3 separate regions of the Homo sapiens genome follow, and regions 2 and 3 are each linked to region 1. The links are chromatin contacts, found by Hi-C or POLR2A ChIA-PET in ENCODE. All regions are on one chromosome and are shown on one strand. Each heading gives the region's core, a stretch centred on a gene start or an enhancer-like site at or near the end of the contact. The rest is flanking DNA. Distances are from core to core; before and after follow the strand shown. Region 1 overlaps NTN4 (netrin 4). Region 2 overlaps FGD6 (FYVE, RhoGEF and PH domain containing 6). Region 3 has its middle 52 kb from the start of LINC02452.

The links. A loop is a pair of places that touch in the nucleus more often than their neighbours do. ChIA-PET counts read pairs that join two places held with the same protein, here RNA polymerase II (POLR2A). Pooled maps may share reads with other maps.
Region 2: a loop to region 1 is called in a pooled map, with 2.3 times the contacts of the local background. The contact joins two enhancer-like sites. A Hi-C loop is called at or near these places in 1 of 37 single-sample maps with no recorded cell type and 1 of 50 pooled maps. POLR2A ChIA-PET finds 5 or more read pairs at or near these places in 3 of 52 experiments (GM10248, PC-9 and activated T-cell).
Region 3: a map with no recorded cell type shows a loop between it and region 1 (20-fold over the local background). The contact joins two enhancer-like sites. A Hi-C loop is called at or near these places in 3 of 37 single-sample maps with no recorded cell type and 4 of 50 pooled maps.

Annotation. Positions count from the first base shown.
Region 1 is chr12:95,699,113-95,701,802 of GRCh38, reverse strand. The region is part of intron 5 of NTN4 (netrin 4); the gene reads left to right. Among named protein-coding and RNA genes, the nearest start is that of NTN4, 90 kb to the left of the region's middle. RefSeq lists enhancers at 1,312-1,361, 1,412-1,481. Within about 2 kb of position 1,307, at least 6 of the 41 ENCODE cell types and tissues checked have a DNase peak (open chromatin) inside an H3K27ac peak, as active enhancers do.
Region 2 is chr12:95,197,782-95,200,471 of GRCh38, reverse strand. The region is part of intron 2 of FGD6 (FYVE, RhoGEF and PH domain containing 6); the gene reads left to right. Among named protein-coding and RNA genes, the nearest start is that of FGD6, 18 kb to the left of the region's middle. RefSeq lists enhancers at 1,585-1,684, 1,340-1,839, 1,840-2,341. Within about 2 kb of position 1,316, at least 4 of the 41 ENCODE cell types and tissues checked have a DNase peak (open chromatin) inside an H3K27ac peak, as active enhancers do.
Region 3 is chr12:96,119,535-96,122,224 of GRCh38, reverse strand. No RefSeq gene overlaps it. Among named protein-coding and RNA genes, the nearest start is that of LINC02452, 52 kb to the left of the region's middle. Within about 2 kb of position 1,349, at least 3 of the 41 ENCODE cell types and tissues checked have a DNase peak (open chromatin) inside an H3K27ac peak, as active enhancers do.

The DNA of each region.
Region 1 (2,690 bases), core at 58-2,557:
AGGTTAAGCCAAGGACTTACTGGTTCCACGAATGTTCTAGGAGATTTTTCCTCCCACTCTCCTGAGAAGCACCATGCTAAATGCTATGGTTTTATGTGTACATTTTTACTTAATGGTTATAAATTCATCAAACCTGAAGAAACGAGGCCCTGAACCAAATCTTCTAGCCAATAGATTTATTTCTTGTGAGCAATTAAATCATCCCTGTTCTCACTTCCTCTTTATTTCAACCTTAATCAGAGTCTACTGTTGGACCCAGCACAATCAACTACACATTACCATGCCAAGAAATCACTTCTGAGGATTCCAGGGATGTTGTTTGTTTTTTTAAGACTGGGGAGATCACTGAAACTGAATTTATTTCTACAGCTTAGGAAAAAAAAATTTTTGAAAGGACAGTGCATTTAAGGTCTGTAAACACAAGGGAAAACATGAATCTCTCCAGCTGAACCTAGGGCTGAGAACAGAAATGGAGGCTCAAAGTGACTCGTTGCTCAGGCACAGAAGGAAAAAGGGGAATGTAATTCTCACTGTGTACTGAGGTACTTTGAGGAATCTCATCTCTCTGTTCAAAAAGTGGATAGTCTCTTTTAGAGTAACTCACTTGAAACCTTTAAAGTCACCTATGTGACTTTGGTAACCTATAACACAGGTAGATTTTTCTATAGCAGGCATATTTTTAAAATGTGACAGCAGGGGTGGTGGCTCACACCTGTAATCTCAGCACTTTGGGAGGCCAAGTGGGCAGATCACCTGAGGTCAGGAGTTCAAGACCAGCCTAGCCAACATGGTGAAACCCTGTCTCTACTAAAAATACAAAAATTAGTTGGGAATGGTGGAGGGCGCCTGTAGTCCCAGCTACTTGGGAGGCTGAGGCAGGAGAATCACTTGAACCGAGGAGGCAGAAGTTGCAATGAGCCAAGATTGCACCACTGCACTCCAACCTGGGCAACAGAGGGAGACTCTGTCTCAAAAAAAAAAAAAAAAAGAAAGAAAGAAAGAAAAAAGAAAGGGAAGAAAAGAAAAAGAAAGAAAGAAAAAAGAGAATAACCTTCCTAGATAATTGTGTACTGGCTTTTGCGGCAGGGTTCGTGGTGGGAGGGAACCCTGACCTGATTCACACCATTTAGCAATTTCTGTGGTTGAAACATTCTCACCACGGCCAGTTTCAAACTCTCAGGTCATTTTTCATCAGGAAGTCAGACTCAGACTCTGAGTCAAAAGTAGAACGGTTTGGACAAGGTCTTGCCTCCACTTTCACAGCCCCACTTCTCTCACCTCAAGTCATTGGTTCCCAAACCTGGCTGTGGGTCAGAATCACCAGGGAGCACTTACTCAAAATGTGCAATCTTAGAGTCCTGCCCAGAATACACTGAATCAGAATCTCCAACAGGGCGTCCGGACAGAAATCTGCATTCCTTTAAAAAGCATCGTTGGTGACTCTGATTCAGCCTTTTGGCCTCTTGGCTCAGCATTTGAAAACCACTGCTTATAGCAGTCTTGTCTCTAGCATAAGCTCTCTTTAAAAAAAAATTAATTAGCTGAGCATGATGGTATGCACTTGTAGTCCCAGCAACTCAGGAGGCTCAGGCAGGAGGACCACTTGTGCCCAGGAGTTTGAGGCTGCAGTGAGCCATGATCACACCACTGCACTACACAACCAGGGTGGCAGACTGAGACCCTAAGTAAAAAAAAAAAAAAAAAAAAAAAAAAAAAAAAAAATCCTCACTTTAGAAGAATACACTGTTTGAAACAGGTGTTTAAAGAAATGCCTGTAGAACAGAATTAACTCCTTTTAGGAAACAACCAGTTAATTCCTTTACAATAAATTTATTGACTTTTATGCCAAGACACATATTTTAAACTATTACATAGTCTTTCTCCATATTAAAAGGAAAATCAGAAAATGGAAAAGAAAGCAGAATTCATTCTCTGTCAAAGTAAACAACCTCTTGAAAGATTGGCATGCCCTTCCTTCCTCCCTGATGGGCCAAAATAAATGTAGTCAATTGCCCTTTAGCACAGAGTGAATAAAAATAAACTTGGTCTCTCTGCCCTAAAACCCAAACCAAGCATTTACCAAGATAGCATCTGGTTTCATGGCTACCTACCCAAATGAACCAGCTATCTTTGTAAAGAAAGGGTTATATCATCCAGATCTTTTTTTTTTTTTCCTTCTTTCTGGCTTAGGTGAAAACTACTCAGCTGTTGGAGATGCAGGTGCTTTGGGTGGATGACTCTCTTGCCTCAGTCTCTATTGCCATTCTTCACATTCTACTCAAATAGCCCCTTCTCATGATGCTCTCAGGAAGAGTCTCTGCATTTCCGTTTGCACTGATCTCTCTTAAACAGTTATTTCATTTTACCTCCTGTATAGTGATGCTTCCATTTCAGTCTATCTTTCAAGTACAATTTTTACACTAATTAAATCCAGAATACCTTACCACAATTACACATGTAAGAAAACATAAGCACCTTTCATTTGTTTATTCTCGTGCCTGTGAACCAGTCCATTCCTTCCCAAAGGTTATTGAGGTCTCTTCAAATAGTAACTTGTGGGCTTTTTCTTTCAAATTGTAGGTTTGGCAAAGTCACGTGAGTTCATTTTATACCATATAAACAACATAGACATCCTTGTTTTATATTGAAAGCAACTGTGAATGATTCCAGCATAGAATCAATATGAAGTA
Region 2 (2,690 bases), core at 67-2,566, 500 kb after region 1:
TGGAAATGCGATGGATTAGTGGTTCTGAGCCCTCATCTTCAAGGGTCTGTTTACCAGACTCTCCCATTTATCAAAGTATTTTGGTTTCTGATGCAGGAAAGGTGAAATAATAAACACTGAACAAAGAAAACCAGTTTCCCCCTGATGTTTCCATAAAAATTAAAAGGAAAACAAACACATTTAGGCTTTTTATGTTTGAAATGGTGTAACTGCTTGTTCTTTTAGCTCCTGTGGATTCAGTCGAAAACTTCATGTTTTACTTAGATCATTTATTTTTTGAAGTCAGTTTTTTTTGATAACATTTATAACAGTTGACATACTTTGGCATATGTTAGTATCGTATGAAACATTAGAAATTAAAGAGTAGATATGGTTTTTAATAAACTTAGAATAGCCTGTTTTGTTTTGTTTTATATCTGAAAAGCAGTTCTGATTTTGAATTGTTGGGCAACTGTAGTTTTAAGTCGACAAAATGTATAAAGAAGGAATAATTTGTAGCTTATCCCCACCTTCCCTAACTTTCTTTTGGTCTTTTGATGTATCCCACAGTCCCAAGAAGAAAGGGATTTCAGTGTAGAAATGTAGCTTTTTGTAATCCCAGAACTTTGAGAGGCCCAGGCAGGCATATTACTTGAGATCAGGAGTTCGAGACTAGCCTGGCCAATGTGGTGAAACCCCGTCTCTACTAAAAATACAAAAATTAGCTGGGTGTTGTGGCACGTGCCTGTAGTCCCAGCTACTCAGGAGGCTGAGGCAGGAGAATTGCTTGAACATGGGAAACAGAGGCTGCAGTGAGCTAAGATTGAGCCAGCCTGGGCAAAAGAGCAAGACTCCATCTCAAAAAAAAAAAAAAAAAAGGTAGCTTTTCCACTACTTAATTTTTCTTTCCATAGCTCCACTAAAAACATGCAGATAAAGCACAGTCCATCTCTACTGCCCTTCTTACTGGGGAGGAAGGCAGGGATAGATAATGAAATCGTTTACAAGTCCAGGTATGATTTGCTTGATAACAAAAGTTTCTGAAATCTTAGTCTTTTAGAAGTCTGGGGGTAAGAAAAAAATAAATAAGGATTTTTTTTTGTTGTGTAATCAAGTGGTTTGAAAAAAGTGAGAAATTAACATATGTCTGTTAATGATTTTAGGTTAAATATAGTCTTAGGATCATTAAAGTTTAGAACTAAAGGAATCATTATAAATCATGCAGTAAAGTCTCTTCACTCACTGATGCAACCAAAGCCCGTGAAGACTTGTCGACTTTGCCCACACCACAGAAATGGGAAATTCCAAAACCAGAGCTCCAGCCTGGAGCTTCTAATGCTGGGGTGGAAAGCCTTATAGAGAAAGTGAGCAAAATTTAGAAGACGAAAGTGATCTTAGTTGTTGCACAAAGGTTCAGGTTTACTTGCATCATTGCACTTTTTTCTCCTTTTGTAACAGTGTTGTTACCGCTGTGAGGAAGGAGGCCCCACACACAGATGCATATGAACACAGAATTATATGGCTGTTTTTAAAATGGTGATTTCAGCAAGGTGAATATTCAAACCAGGCAGAAACTTTCAGCAAACAAATAATCTGATGCTACTAATACACGTTAACAAAACTTTCTTCCCCCAAACTGACTCCCCATCAATCCAGTTTTTACTCCACCTCACCAAAAGTCTATGAACCAGACAAGAGGAAGGATTAGAAGTGCCATTCACATAAATAGCATGAGTTTTAGGCTTAATAGTAATCGTGGACGGGCACAGTGGCTCACGCCTGTAACCCCAGCACTTTGGGAGGCCAAGGCTGGTGGATCTCGAGGTCAGATCGAGAACATCCTGGCTAACACGGTGAAACCCCATCTCTACTAAAAATACAAAAAATTAGCCGGGCGTGGTGGCGGGCCCCTGTAGTCCTAGCTACTCGGGAGGCTGAGGCAGGAGAAGGGCGTGAACCTGGGAGGCGGAGCTTCCAGTGAGCAGAGATAGCGCCACTGCAATCCAGCCTGGGTGACAGAGCGAGACTCTTGTCTCAAAAAACAGAAAAAAAAATAGTAATCGCTTGGATTTACTCAAGATTTCCGATATGCCAGCATTATGCTAGGAGCTCTTGCGTGTACCATTTCGTCCCTTTTGTCCTTTAAGATAGATATTATTGTTTTCTTTAACAGATGAGGAGACTAAGACTTAATGGGGTTGAATAACTTGCTCAAGGGCACAGAGCTAACTTGTAGATAAACTGAAGTATGGAACCAAGTTTTCTGATCCTGAGACAGACTGACATTTAATCAGAACATGTTGATGTTGTGCTTTGCTGTGAGCCATGGTTTCACTATTATTTTATTTTTTATTATTAATATTGGTAGAGGTCTGTGAATCTTCTACCCAAGGGACCACAAGGGACAAACTATTTCTGTCTTTAATTTGTTCACTATTTAGAGGGAAAACACAGAGACACCTGCAGTGATAGGAATAGAAATTAATGAGCATTTGTAGAGACCCCAGATTTTTCATGCAGGAAGAGTTCATTGATTGGAAAGCTCTTGTGGTTAGGTAATAGGTGTTTCAAAGGTTGGAAACTGAATTCATTATGTCATATTTGCATTTAGTCCGGTAGGTGGTGGCTGCTATTCAAAGCAAGTTAAATATGATTCCTGTCATTTACTAGTTGCATGTGGACATTAATGGCATGGAAAGGATTATGCATGT
Region 3 (2,690 bases), core at 100-2,599, 420 kb before region 1:
ATCACTTGAACACGGGAGGCGGAGGTTGCAGTGAGCCGAGATCGCACCACTGCGCTCCGGCCTGGGCAACAAGAGCAAAACTCAGTCTCAAAAAAAAAAAAAAGAATAAAAATAAAAATAAAAAATCAACATTAGGAGAAAAAAAAAACATGCAAGAGGAAAGCCAGGATTACCTTTCTATTCTCTAAAATAACTATTTTACAACATTGTTGTTATGTGAACAGGTAAGACGGAATGCAGTCAAAACTGTAGGAAAAAACAGTGTTCTTGAGGTGACTCAGGTAGTTAATTAGCAGAGAAAATATTATGTTATTTTAATGGATTTTGTGGTGTTTGTGGTATTTGTCAGCTTTTTAAAAATTTGTCAATACTCATTTCATACCTAAGCTTGTACTTGTAATTTTGTACTCTTTTCCTTAAGGAGCCTCTCTGAAATTGGGTAAGCCGTGACACCCACAACAGCTGAATTTTCCCCCAGGAGAGAGTTTACACCCACTTCAGTGAGAACACTTTTTTGTTAGTGTTTTAGCTGAACACTGACTGGCCATGTTGAGTGACACTTTCTGGGCAATGTCATTAATCGGCCCCCAGAAGCAGGAACTCCAGCATCCGTGGAGAATCAGTTGATGCACAGGTCCGGGTGCCTTGCACAAGGATTAGTGATTCATCTCCAGGGGGTAATGAAAGTGAATGTGGTGTTTCCTTTTGATTCCTTGCAGCTCTCTTTCCAAATATCATGAATGTGCAGTTACTTCCTAACGGTAACTGAAAGGTCAAGAAAAGAGCTTTCACTTTTGGCCTTTCTGGCCTCAAAACCTCAGTTGGCTACAGTCTAGTTGCATTGGGTGCACTGACTGTGGTCTGGGAAAGTCACTGTCTTATCTCCCACATGCCCCTTTCATGCTTCTCTGCTCCACCACATGAGATGTTGAATGGAGTAAGGCAGTTCCATTTCTAAACCCAGCAAAGGAAATAGGCTGAATTTTAAAGATGATCTTGGCTAGTGTAATCCCCTTCCCTTGGAAATGAAGCTGGAGGGGGTGGGGAGGAGTTGAGGATGGGTCAAAGGTGAAGAGAAGGATGGAGCCTGCTTGTGGACCATGACATGTCATTCCTCACTGCTGTGACCGAGTACAAGACACAGAATCTCTCATGTGAACCTTTGTGATACTTAAGAGTTCCCCAGACAAGGCTTGCCCCTACCCCCAGCCCAGTCTCCACAGAAGGGCCAGAGCTGTTTATAATAAGATCATATCACACTTCTGCTTAAAATCCTCCAGTGGCTGCCCATGGCCATGACAACAAAAGGCACACTCTATACTGCGGCCTAGGAGACCTCCCACAGTGTGGCCACTGCTTCTGCTTCTGCTAACCACACATCCCCCACAACCCAGTCCCAGGCCAGTCTGCGCTTTAGCCTCTCTCCCTCCCTCCCTCCCCCTTTTGTCTGCCTAACTTTCTCCCTTCCTCTCTCCCTCCCTTCCTTCTTTCCTTCCCTCCCTCCCCCTTTTGTCTCTCTGCCTTTCTCCCTTCCCTCTCCTCCCCACCCCTCCTCTTCCATCTTTTTCTTTATAACAGCTTTATTGAGGTATCATTCACATACCATACAATATCACCCATGTAAAGTATGCAATTCAATGATTTTTAGTATATTTACAGAGTTGTGCAACCAGCACAATAAATTTTAGAACATTTTCATCACTGAAAAGAAACTCTGTACCCATTAACATCCTTCTTATTTACCCAACACTCCTCAACCCCAAGCCCTAGGCTACCACTAATCTATTTTCTATCTTTATAGATTTGCTTATTCGTATATTCCTTCTAAATGCAATACCATATACAGGCTTTTGTGCCTGGCTTCTCTTACTTAGCATAGTATTTCTGAGGCTCATTCATATTGTAGCATATATCCGAATTTTATTCATTTGGCTGAATGATATTCCATTGTATTGGTATTCCACACTTTATTTATCCATTTATCAATTGATGGACATTTGGATTTTTTCCATGTTTTGGCTATTATGAATGATGTTGCGTGAACACTTGTGTGTAAGTTTTTGTGTAGACATGTCTTCAATTCTCTTAGGTAAACACCTAGGATAAGAACTGCTGGATCCTGTGATAACTCTATGGTTAACATTTTGAGGACAGACAGACTCTTTTCCAGGGTGGTTAAACCATTTTATATTCCCACTAGCAATACAGAGTATCAGGGTTCCAACTTCTCTACACCCTCATCAACAATTATTATTTGTCTTTTTAAAAATAGTCATTCTAGCGGGTGTGAAATGGTATCTCCTTGTGGTTTTTATTTGAATTTCCCTCGTTATACATCTTTTGTTGTGCTTATTGGACATTTTGTGTATCTTTCTCGAAATATTTGTTCAGATCCTTAATCCATTTTTTTTCTTCTTTTTTTTGAGACAGAGTCTTGCTCTGTTGCCAGGCTAGAGTGCAGCAGCACGATCTTGGCTCACTGCAACCTCTGCTTCCCGGGTTCAAGTGGTTCTCCTGCCTCAGCCTCCCAAGTAGCTGAGACTACAGCTGCCCACTACCACGCCCAGTTAATTTTTGTATTTTAAGTAGAGGTGGGGTTTCACCATGTTGGCCAAGCTGGTCTTGAACTCTTGACCTCAAGTGATCCACCTGGCTCGGCCTCCCAAAGTGCATGGATTACAGGCATGAGC